Regions from separate parts of the Mus musculus genome. Here region 2 is linked to region 1. The links are chromatin contacts, found by Hi-C in ENCODE. All regions are on one chromosome and are shown on one strand. The core of a region is the stretch at or near the end of the contact, and the rest is flanking DNA. Distances in the headings are between cores, read along the strand shown. Region 1 holds the start of Napb (N-ethylmaleimide sensitive fusion protein attachment protein beta). Region 2 has its middle 15 kb from the start of Cst3.

What was found. A loop is a pair of places that touch in the nucleus more often than their neighbours do.
Region 2: a loop to region 1 is called in a map of Patski, with 2.2 times the contacts of the local background. The contact joins the enhancer-like site here to the promoter of Napb in region 1. A Hi-C loop is called at or near these places in 2 of 37 maps with a recorded cell type or tissue (Patski and left cerebral cortex).

The regions. Positions count from the first base shown.
Region 1 is chr2:148,728,865-148,735,082 of GRCm38, forward strand. Napb (N-ethylmaleimide sensitive fusion protein attachment protein beta) reads right to left here and starts at 3,556. Exons shown (of 11, transcript NM_019632.3): 1 at 3,402-3,556. The coding sequence starts at 3,499.
Region 2 is chr2:148,886,836-148,893,411 of GRCm38, forward strand. No RefSeq gene overlaps it. Among named protein-coding and RNA genes, the nearest start is that of Cst3, 15 kb to the left of the region's middle. Within about 2 kb of position 3,781, at least 1 of the 3 ENCODE cell types and tissues checked has a DNase peak (open chromatin) inside an H3K27ac peak, as active enhancers do.

The DNA.
Region 1 (6,218 bases), core at 2,306-4,805:
ACAATATGGATCTAGTCTATAGTATCTAAGAAATATCTGAATCTTCACAGACAGACATGAAGTAGACCCATGTTTAGTTGCAGTAATCCAAAAGGATCCTTCATTAAATTTACACCGAGACCACCTCGTTTATTAACCCTGAGATGAAGGAACATTGAAAAGGAACCATCAGGGGGTTGAGAATATATCTCAGTGGCAGGATAAACGTTTGCCTAACAATGTACAAGGCCTGGGGTTGCATCCCTAGCACTGCAAACAAACAAACAAAGGAAGGAAGCTCAGAAACACTTTCCTATCATTCAGTAAGTACGGCTTTCTTCAGTGTGCTCTGTGCCCTCACTGCAGGTTCCCCTAGTAACAAATGGAGATAGCAAGGAGGTCTTTGCACTTGGAAAGTATCCCATTGTCAGTCTGGGCAGCTAAAGATCCTTCTAGCCGTTCTCGGAGATGCTAAATTAAACTTTGATTAACTACAAATGTCCACAGCTCCACTCTGGCAATGCACTAAGTGAAACTTTGACTTTTTCAGTGGTGGTCTTACACACTGTTGTGCTCTTCAGAAAAAGTGAGAATTAATTTGACGGCACAGCTACAAAGAAAACAAACAAACCAAAACCAAAAAAAAAAAAAAAAAAAAACAAAAAACAAAAAAAACCCAGACAAAAACAGTTACTCTTTAACCGGGAATAAGACAGAAAACCAAACAGAAGTAACATTGGTTGCAGGCTTGTCTGCATCCTTTCAAATGGTTTTCTTGTAGGGAAGCTGTAGCAGCTTCGCTGGGGGGATAACTGTACTCATGCACGCCTCCCTCCCTCAACCTCCAGCTACCAAGCTGAAGAAGCTTCCAATAGACTCACTCTCATGGATTTCCTCGCATATTTCCATCTAAAGCAACAACAGAAAGGCAGAGTTATGTAACAATACTGAGAACAAAGTATATCACAAAAGCGGTGTTTGGGATACAGGAGATGGAGTCAAGCTCCGCTTTAATCTGCAGTTAGGAGATTAACAGTCAGTGACGTGAAACATCTGCATTAAGCCAAATGCCTTTTTAAATGTCTGACACATCCTTAAATCATCACCTGTCCATCTCTTAAGCAGGAGCGCCGATGATACTTGCCATGATTAATTCCCTGTTAACTTGAGAGTCTCACATGGGGATGGATAACACTACCGTAAATGAGGGATAGAACCAAAGAGGGGTGGGGCAGGGCAACGTGTAAGGTGATGACAGATGCTTGCAATAGCACACCCACAGGACCATTGTAACTAAAAGAGAAATAGGTCTAGTTTGGGGTTTCAAATACTTATATACTTATAATGGATCATATGAAGTTCTACATATTCTTCTCCTAAGCTTTCAGAACCAAATATGACTAGAAACCTCCCAGTCCTGAGTGCAAAGGACACTTAACCTGGCTAAGACTCTTAAGGTATTTATTCATTTAAGCTAGTGACCACACTTTTGGCTCTGAAATCCCATAAAACTCAATCCATCTGCCCTTCTGCTTCTTTGATAAGAGGGACTGCCAGCTCTGATAAGTATGTGGATAATCATGCCACAGCCATTTCCAACCTCCACAGGTCTAAGTATTTTATAAACTCATTGATTATTAATCACAAGACACACTGGATTATAGCAGAAGAAACTGAGGCCCAAAGAAGCAAAGCTAACCTTTTCCAAACCCCACGGTAACAACCTGGACTGCTGTTTCTAAGTGACTCCACACAAACTGAGCGTGGATGGGAAATGAAAGTCTTCCTACCTGGCCTGCCACTGACAGGGCAGCAACGGCCCAAAAGATGTTTCTTCAGAAATAAAGATTCCTCAAAATCCTTTCCGATGAGTGTCTCAAGATTTGACATAGTTTCCTCAAAACAGTGCTCCTCTTGACCAAAATTAAATGTCCATAACTGGCTCAAGGAAGCACATCCCGATGTGGAATGTGTATTAACATCATCTCCCAAGGTGAGCTACTCTGCCATTAAATTTCACACAGACTGAATGCAATCCAGTGTGTGTTTTGTGACTCAGACAAGAATTAGTCTTTGGCACTTGCAATGCTCCTTGTCCCTTTGAAAGAGGAAGCAGTATCTATAACTTACACCTACACTTCCAAGCTTCATATTACATGAGAAATTTAAGAACTAGCAGAGACAAATGCCCTTAGGGGTCTCCAAGCATGGTCTCCTTCTCTATCTTGGCAGACCATGGTACCATAAACTGTATCAATGTGACTCTAAGCATTTCCTGGAGATGCAAACATAATGGGGCTCAATTAAACTATTATATAATAATTAATGTAATTAGTAGTCAGATGAATGAAGTAAAAATAAAAGTCAAAGTTCACTGGGTACATTTTCAGCACTTAAGTGTCTATACTGAATTTTTACAGAAACTGCGTCTCACAATGCAGCAGTTTAGTATGTACCTCTAGTCCCTCTCGATAATTAAAATCTGTTCTTGGTACAGATCTTTCACTTTCAAATGGGAGAAAAAAAAGAAGAGGCACACGTAATTTCTACCGCTGTCATAAACAGCTGAATCATTCGCATAATCAACAGCCCAGAATTCTTCCACAAGCTCTCAGGGCAGGTTTTGCTTTTTGAAAGCTCAGAATGTAAACCAAACCCTTCCCTACCAAGATATGTAAGAATTAACAAAATCACGGGATTCCCAAAGGATACTCTGACTTTAAAAAGGAGCAATGTTACATACAGTTCATCAAACGGGAAGCCTGAACTACGGATACAAGTCACTCTGGCAAATGAAAAACACACCAAGGAGGATATGATTTCAAGGCCCTTGAGCCAAGGCCAGCGGGCAAGTGCCCGGGATACAGGGGCGCAGACTTCGCGCTCCCCACGAGCCACCAGCTGCTGCCAAACTCCAGGTTGAATTCCAGAACCTCACAGTCCTGGCTCCCCCGGGGGATTTACGGGCCCAACCAGGGGAAATGAATAAATCTGGTCCACCAGGAGGGGTGGCATCCTTGAAGAGGCAGCTTGGCGCGGACCCTGGAGCTAGCACCGGACCGTTGGCGACGCATGGGACTTGGGGGACCACAGAGATCTCCGAGGACGCGTAGGTGTTCTGGGTTGTTTAAGGGTGCCTGGGGATTGTGAGCTAGAGGTTCTCCGGGTGTGGGTGAGGGGTGTCCAAGGCCTGAGGATCCCCAAAAGGTTCTGGGGCTTGCAGTGTGTGCTGACTGGAGAGACACCCCAGACACGGCCCAAGGGATGCGATGAGGCCCTGGATGCTACGGGACCCAAAACAGAGCGTGGGCCACTGGGAATCCCGTAACCCTAAGCAGTTGCGCGGGGTACTCTGCGGTGGCAGCCGGCTGGGCAGGGGATCGGGCACCAAGACCCCTAAGGGCAAGACCTCTGGCGCTCACCCGAACAACCCTCGGAGGAAAGAGTGGGAAGCCTTCACTCGCTTCTCGGCCTCCGCCATAAGCTGGACCGCTTCTCGCTCCTTCCCTGCGTTGTCCATGTCACCCGCTGCAGCCAAAGCCTCCTCTGCTGACTAGCTAGGCTCCCGGGACGACTTAGCCCTCCCTCCAGCAGGTGCGGACACGCAGGCGCGGCACGCGTGGCCTTTCGGGATCTGTAGTCCTACATTCCACCTTAATGCCAGTTTGTCAGAGACCACAACTACAGTTCCCAGCAGGCTGCTGGGCAGGGCCGGGCGTTCTCCCGGACTCCCTGGAGGAGGGGGAAGGGGCGTGGCCTTCTGGAGGGGTCTTGGGCCTTGGACCCTTGGAGGTAGACTTCAAGGTTGAGAGAGAGAAAGAAAGAGAGAGAGAGACAGAGATAGAGACAGAGACAGACAGAGAGAGGGAGACAGAGAGACACTCTACAAGCAATACTGCAAAATTTAATCTAATGCAGCAGTTCAGCTCAATTTAGTCAACCATGTGGTGCCCCACCTCCCAACTCTGCCAGAAAAGCAGCAACAGCTGGCCTAAAGAGCTATTTTTAATTTCTGACAGCAAGACATTAAAAATGCATCATCATCCCCAATATAAATTCAGAGTTGATTTTAAGCGTCCCCAAACTACAACTTTCCATTTGGTCCTCTTGTTTAAAAATGGATTGCATATCTTTCCTGTAGGCACAATCTACTCTTGTTATTGACTGAATTCTATTAAATGGCTATAAGCCAGTGAACTCTCTTATGCTTTACATAATGCTGGCTATAGTGGGTGGATCTTGACAAAATTCCTGTCTGCCAGGAAGACTTCTAATCTACTAAATATCCATAGATAGATGCAATCCTGTGCCAGTGACTTCTAGGCCTGTCCCAGAGGGAGGTGTTTTTTAATACAATGTCTAGACCATTTATGCTTGGCAGTGCTACTTCTTAGGTGGTGCAGCAAATAGAATTACTGCCAAATGAGAGTTTCTGATGATTTAAAACTCTTCATGAATACGCTGTAGGAACTGGCAAGCAGAATTTGTCTAAGAAAATGAAGCCTGTTTTCAGAGAACATAGCAAGAGCGTTTAAACTCCTGGAAACAAGCTACCAAAACTGATGTCACAGTGTGGCATGATCCAACCATAGCAGGATGCTCTCAAGATAGAGGGGAATATCGGCTCTTGGTGCATAGTTTTTTTTACAACTACTATGAGCTTGTTTTTTTGTTGTTGTTTTTTTTTTCACTTTGGAGAACTGATTTGCAAGTTTGGAGCAGGAGGGTAGACGGAGGTAGGAAATTGGAGGTGGCAGTGGATGTTGGATTGAAGAGAGAAAAATTGCAAAAAGTGAACCAACATTGGCATTTGAAAAGGAGTCAGTTGGGGAATTTGGTGGATTGAGTCAACTCCTAAGCATCATGGGCAGCAGCAGTGTGTTGATCAGAGCAATTCCCAACCCTGGCTGAATGGAACAACTCTGCAGGATAGTCAAGAAATATTGATCCCTCTGCCACTAGTCTTTGGTGTCCAGATCTCCACTCTACCCTATTCTGGAGTTAATCATTCTAAATTCTAAAGCTTTGGATGAAAAGGAACCAGAATACATTCTCCCAAAGCACACCTCAAAAACCAGACATTTCACTCATCTGCCTTTAATGGATGCTCATTCATTCAGACTGTGGCACCTACCTTACAGTGGCTCTGGGCACATCCTATTCAATGGACATTCCGGATACATTCAAGCTGAGTGAATACAAAGAAGAGTAGATTAGAAGGTTAAAGGCCCACTCTCCATATCAAACAGTCCATAGAGGTTATCCCACCCAGCAGGACTCAGTTATTCGTGGGTTCGAGGGGGACTGCAAACCTGGGCGGAAATGGGAGGGAGAGAAAGGAGAAGCCGAGACCAAGAAGGGATTCCTATCAAGGTCTCAGTTTATTAGGCAGAAACAGTGGTTCTTAAAGCATACATCGAGGGGAATAGGGAGGGATTGAGGGGGAATTAACAAAGAACAAAGAAGTGGGCATCTGGGGACATGAAGGCCGAAGTCAGGCTCCAGGTGGCAGGCATTCTTCGTCTTATCTCCGGAATTCGAATCCTCCTTAACAGCCTTGGGTGTCAGTCCGGGCTCAGCAAGTAACTCGTGTCCTTGGATGTCATGGGAATCAGGAAGAGATAAGGAAGAATTCAGCTTTTACAGCCTCAGGTGCCAGAAAGGGAACAGGGAGAAGGAAGTGATGAGCAGCTCCTAGCACAAGGTCATTTGGCTTGTCAGGGTGGGAGACTGTGAAAGGCTTTTTCTCACGGTATGGTCTCCAACATAGAGGCATGACTGAACTCATCTGAAATCCCCAGTTCTAACAGAAAATGACGTTCGTGAGTAGAGGATGTGGCCATCTGCCTGTTGCTAGAGTTGTAGGTAGAGTAGGGCCACCTTTTATAACCAAGCCTCAACAGTAAAGAATGGTGTGACACTTTTCTACACCGAAGCAAAGAGGTAAAGCTAGCCTACATACAGGGAGGGGAATTGGATGATATTTCTTGATGAGAGGGACTCAACCTTGTTTATTTGTTTGCTGTTTTGTTTTGTTTTTTTCTGGGACAAGGTCTCTCTGTAATACTGGTTGTCCTAGAGCTTGCTACATAGGCCAGGCTGACCTTAAAGGCAGTTTTAAGCCACCACAGATAGGTTAGAGGAAGTCAGTCAACAGCCTGGTCCACCCTGGTAGTGCTGACCATGTTGTATGTCTGGAGACCCCCAAGCTGAGAAATAGAATCACCTCTGGTGACCCT
Region 2 (6,576 bases), core at 2,531-5,030, 160 kb after region 1:
GAAGATGAATTGGTGTTACACTAATCCTTTTCCAGACAGAATCTACCCTGTCCATAGTGGGGTGACAAGTAAGACTTAGTGACCTTTTGCATAGCAGCACAACACCTGGATGCTCACAACAGCCACTGTGTTCACCTGCAAGAGTATAAAATGCAATGTGCTTTTTAGGGTGCAGGACAGATACAGTGTGGACCAGGTGCTGGGTCAAATAAAATTATGAAATTAAAACATAGGGTGCTTTTGTTTTGGATATAAGAATATATCATACTTACATGCTGTTTTTAGTTAGCTTGAGGGAGCTGAAGGAGAAATAAAAAAGAAGACTAATACTTTGCCTCAGTTTCTTTTCTTCCCATGCTTTCTTGCTTTCTTTGTGTGGATGTAGCTTTGTGGCTATCTTGTTTATTTACTAGTGCTTGAGAAACACTGTGTCCTGTGACTGAGGCATGGTAACTCCTAGAAGAGGCTGTTAATTAGGTCCTTTGGGGTGGTCAAGAAAATTAGGTATACTACTTTGCATAGCATTGCACCAAGTGATCACACATGTGTCATGGTGCATGCTTAAGGTTAGATTACAACTTCTTTTCTTTTCTCTTTTTATTGGTTATTTTATTTATTTACATTTCAAATATTATCCTCCTTCTCGGTTTCCCTTTTGAAAACCCCCATCCTATTCCCCTTCCCTTCTGCTTCCATACGGGAGCATATCCACTCATCCTTCCTATGGGGTTGCAAACCTCTTCAGCTCCTTCAGTCCTTCCCCTAACCCTTCCACTGGGATCCCTGTGCTCAGTCTGATGGTTGGTTTTGAGCATCTGCATCTGTATTGGTCAGGCTCTGGCAAAGCCATACAAGACATCATGCACTCTTGGGATCAGTGCAATAGTGTCTGGGTTTGGTGTCTACAGATGGAATGGATCCCTAGGTGGGACAGTGTTTGGATGGTCTCTAGAAAGTCCCAGATGCCAGGAAAGCAAGAGGCTCCCAGGACCCAAAGGGATGGCATTTAGCTGAAATACTCACCAGAGGAGAGAGAGAACCTGTAGAGAACATATCCAGAGGTTAGGCACAGCCCCCGGTTGAGGAATGGGGCCATCCACCCATCTCAAAAAATATTAACACAGAATTGTTCCTGTCTAAAGGAAATGCAGGGACAAAGAATGGAGCAGAGACTGAAGGACAGACTACAACTTCTAAGAGTTGAGTCGCTCCTACCAGACTTTCAAAGAAGGGCTAATACCAATACTCCCCAAATTATTCCACAAAGTAGAATCAGAAGGAACACTACCTAACTCCTTCAATAAGGCCATAATTACCCCGATACCTAAACCACACAAACACTCAACAGAGAAAGAGAACTTCAGGCCAATTTCATTTATGACCATCAATGCACAAATCCTCAACAAAATTCTCTCAAACCAAATCCAAGAACACTTCAACACCTGAAAACTCTTCTCAATGATAAAAGAACCTCTGGTGGAATCGCCATGCCTGACCTCAAGCTGTACTAAAGAGCAACAGTAATAAAAACTACATGGTATTGGCACAGAGACAGACAGGTCAATCAATGGAATAGAATCGAAGACCCAGAAATAAACCTACACATCCATGGACACTTGATTTTTGACAAAGAAGCCAAAACCATACAATCGAAAACATCAAACATCTTCATCAAATGGTGCTGGCCTAACTGGATGTCTGCATGTAGAAGAATGCAAATAAATCCATATTTATCACCCCTGCACAAAAACTCAAGTGGATCAAGGACCTCATTATAAAGCTGAATACAGTTAATCTCATAGAAGAACAAGTGAGAAATAGCCTTGAATGCATTGGTACAGGAGACATTTTCCCAGTGAACCTGACCTATGACTTTCAAGGCAAAAGTCTTCATACTCATTCCCTGATTGATCTGACTCATGTGCTCTGGGCTGAATGAACTTCAAGGGCCTGTAGGGGTGTGTGGCTAAAAGTTCTTTGGCAAGAAGGGTTATCCCACATGAATGAAGGTCTTTCCTAAGACCCAAAACCAGATGCTGAAGAAATCTAATTCCTTTTTATCCTGTGGCTGTGAGAAACAATGAGGAAATGATTCAAGGTAGAGAAACGTAACAAGAAAAGGAAAGAGGTAGGAGGTAGGCAGAAGATGAGGTTGGGGAATCAATACATTTGGTACAGTCTACTAGTTCTCAAATTGTGGTCCAGGTCCTGTTATGTTTCCTCTTTTGGTCCTTAAACAGTCCCAAGGTAGAGGGTTGGGTGACATAGGTGTGGAAGCAGAGAGCTCTTCTCTAAACAGTTCAGACAGAAAAAGGAAGCAAATGGATTCTGTTCCTTTTTTGTGGAAATGGGAAGTGCGCCAGGACAAACACAATGCCTTTTGGAGGATCAAGGGCCTAGGTAAGGAACCCAGCAAGTGAAGAACCGTTGTGAGACCAAGACCCGCAGGCACATGACTCAGTGAATGAGAAATACCCCAACAGATCCCAGTTGGAGCCAAATTTTCTCAAAAACTGTCCGTGAGACCTTAGATTTACATGTGCTTTTCTGGGTGTTAAACAACTCTAATCCCAAACAGCTGGGAGGAAAATAATGAAACAAGACAGGATCAAGTTTTGTGTTCCTGTAACTGGCTAGGCAGAAATGAAGACAATTCGAAGAGACTATTGAAACAATGGACCCCAAAGAAATGGAGATTTCTTCCAGTAATCTCCTGCTGGGAGAAGGAAAGGCCCAGATAGATGAAAAACTTATAATTAGGAAAGAGATTTAACATAGTTCTAATATCTTGACAGACCACCCTCCAGGATGAGACTGAAGTCTAGACTGGAATAGATCAATGGTGGGCAGACCATACCTAGATTAGGACTGCTTAGATATACATATCCTTGGCCCTCTATTTAAATTTTAATCTCACTTCTGGATCTTGAAGATGTGTGTGTGTGTGTGTGTGTGTGTGTGTGTGTGCAGGGGTGGGGATAGGGAGTGGTGGTCAATGGATCTCTTTGTCCCTCTCCCACTGTGTCCAAACTGAAAAAAATCTTTTTCTGCTTTCCATTATTAATTTCACTTCCAAGAATAAGAAACAAGAAACACATTTGACCAGATGATGTATAGTGGGAATAGAGATTGTATCTGACAGAGTGTATTAAAACAAAACATTCAAGCCGCATCTGAAAACACTCCCTGGCTCATTGGAGAAGACTCGGGAGACTTTCGAAAGCTGCTTAAGCATTCTGAATTCTTAACACTTGGTCAGACTGAGTCCTAATTAACTGGCCAGGATGAATGAAAGCTTTGTCTCTTTCTGAATCTTAATTTTTCCTCTGAGGAACAAGAGAGGGTAGAATAAAGGACATCACTGTCAGCCAGCTCTCTTGTATTAAGAAGGGGCAGCAATCCCAGACTAATTGGCTTTGCTTCTTGGCTAAACATAGAAGCAGCCGCATCTATAATTGTCATAAGTGGCCTTCCCAGGGTTGCAGAAGCTGGACTGAGAACTGGTCCAGGAATCCATCAGGAACTGGCTGCATGTCCAGCTTTCTTACAGTGGCATAGGACACAGGTTTTGTTTGTCTTCTGCTTCTAATCCCACGCTAGTAGAAGTAAGCTTTTCATATCCCTCCAGGCTCTGTACATCCTCTCTAGTTAACATGGACCGAGGAGGGAGAATTCCCACACTGCTGCCCTTTTTCTGTTGATTTATCATAGTTTCTATCCAGTGTCATTCCCTTCTTCCCCTAGAACTAGAAAAAGGGCCAAACTTCCCTCTCCCCACTACTGGCAGAAGTCTAGCACTCTTCTTTTTTTGGTTCTGGCCACACAGGGCTGAACTGAGACTGGACCAGTTCCTCACCCAGTGCTTTTCCAGAAGACACAATGTAGCATATTAACTGTGTGTAGTGCCATAATTTTATATTTGTATGTAATATATGGTAATCAGATCATGGTAATTGGCTTTTCTATATCTTTAGTTATTGTGTTGAATGTGACATATTTGCAAGCTTTTGGAAGCTTAAGCTTTTCTATATCATTTAAAATGTGATATATAAATGTATACATCACATTTTGTTTATATATATGCATCTATCACCTAACTATCTAACCAATTATCCATCTATCCATATCTATCCATCCACATATATAGACATATGTGTTTAAATGTAGTCACACTATTATGCTGTAGAACATAAGATTCTATCCTTGGTATCCAACTGTATTTGCATCCTCGGTGTAACCCACCTTTACCCTTCCTTGCTGACACTTCCCAGTCTCTGTTCCCTATCCTCATCTTTACCTAGAGCCCTATGCAAGTCTGGAAACATCATCTGAACTGGGGAGTTACCACAATTAAGTTCTGAGGTGGTACTGATATAGCATCTGGGTTTCTGATGCTGACTCTGATACTGCTGGCTGCTGGACTACTCTGTGCCACAACTATGGCAGCAAGGGCTCACAAAACCAGGAAGCACTATATCCCTGCCTTAGAGGTTTGGCAGGCTTCCTGTGGAAGATTATTGGTTTCTTTGTTTTCTAACTTTTTTGTTGGTGGTGTTTAGTTTTTGTTAAAGGTCAGTGAGAAGAGCCTTCGGCTGGATTGAGTCCTTTGTACCAAACATGCATTTCCTTGGCTGTAACTGGTACTTTTAACAAGCTACTCTACTGTATACAGGACATCCCTGCATGTCATTAAGATAGCCCAAAAACAATGCATCAAAACTGGTCAGTAATGACAATTCGGAAGACTACAGTTATTTGCCATGCAGCAATCCTGGTATCATTTGGAACAATATAGCATGGGAAAACTAGCTAGTTCAGAGTAGCCCTGTAAATATTTTACTAACATTCCAATGAAGCAATCTCAATCACATAGATCATTAGCCAAGTCTAATTGTTTAGTTTTATCTCTATACTTGTTATCTATAGTTTTGTTGTTTACTTTTAGAGAGCTCTCTGTCCCTTCTGAACTGTCGTCCTTTTTGAAAAATCCTTCTACTTTCTTTTTGTGTTTGGTTTTTACCTTCTCTAACTGCTTCTCTTAAGGTTTGACTTGTCTTGCTGTCAGTGAGAGGTCCTGACTTTGGATCTAAGGTCTAGACGTATAAAACAAAGAGACGAGGATAGTCCAAAACACGGAGGGATACCATGTCCATGATTTTAGGAGGCTTGTTTGCTGTCCCCACCATGGTGACCATCTGTGCTCCACTGTAAAAAACTGGCAGAGCAACCAGCCATAGTACAAGGGCTGAAATTGGCCATCCCTGGCTGCCTGATCCTTATCTTGTACTCTGTTCCCAGACCAGGCCATACAAGACTCCCCTGGGGGTTTCTCATTGCAGTTCACTAGAATCCTTTGTCTTAAAAATCAACTCGCCTTAGGTTTAGTTCCCCGTAGACATTGTTCTGCGTACTTCTCTACCTTAAGAAAATTCCATTGTAGTCAATCCTGGTCACTCTTTTGACTTTCTCCACTGACTAAGAAGCTTCTGGAATTTTTAGTAATTTTCAGTAAAATATCATTACAGTCATCACAAATAATAAGCAGAAAGCAGCTCTGTCCCATTTGCTGTGTGATGTCTAGTGAATGGTTTGGTTCACTAGGGATTCACTAGAATGCTCGGCAGTCTAATAAATATATTCACAAGCAAGTCTAACTTACCATTGGTTATTGTGTCTGCTACAGATGGGACACACTAAGTCCCAGACAGTAACAACCAGAGCTAGAGTAGACCAGAGTTCATGCCTTTTACAAGCTACAGTGTTCTTTTTCTCCTAAAAGAAAGAGAACCCTCCCAGATAGGTCTTAGGTCTCTCGATCATTCATCAGGATTTTATTTGCAGACAGTACTTGGCATACTGATGTTAAGTTGGTTTACTGAAATGTTCCGTCTCTGTCTCTGTCTCTCTCTGTCTCTGTCTCTCTCTGTCTGTCTGTCTCTCTCTCTTTGTGTGTGTGTGTTATCTAAAGGACAGTTTATTTAACACAAGGGTGACAGATGTTGGGGGAGAAATGAGGGAGGAACAACTCTAATATAAAAGCACACAGGAAGTACCTCAAGTTAAAAACAAACAGCAGTGGAAGAAGCTATGTCTCACACATATACAAACAGCCAACCTCTCTTATTTACATCCAAACCTTACAAAATAGCATTTCAAATCAGCACTTAGGCCAGTGTTAATTAGTTTTTGTAACAAAGGATTAAAGTTACACACGTCACATTTTTAAAATTATACAAAAAACTATGTAATAGCCTCTGTAATCAGACACTGACCTTTACAAATAGGTGCCTCAATGTAAATGAAAAGGGAGATGTTACATGGACACTCATCCTGTACATTCCCTTTCCAGCTACTTATGTAGAAGTTCAGATTGCATCAGTGGAGCAAATGACCTTTGGCCAAATATGACCATATTTGCTTGATGCCCATGAGCATCACCTTTGGTTGGAACTTGAGTGATAATGAAACTTTCTTATGGAAGTGACTCATGTGAAAATGAAAAGCCATCAACACCTCTAATGCTGCAAAGTAACATAGAACTCTTCCTTTGCTTGATGAGGCTTTGAAAGGAAAAAA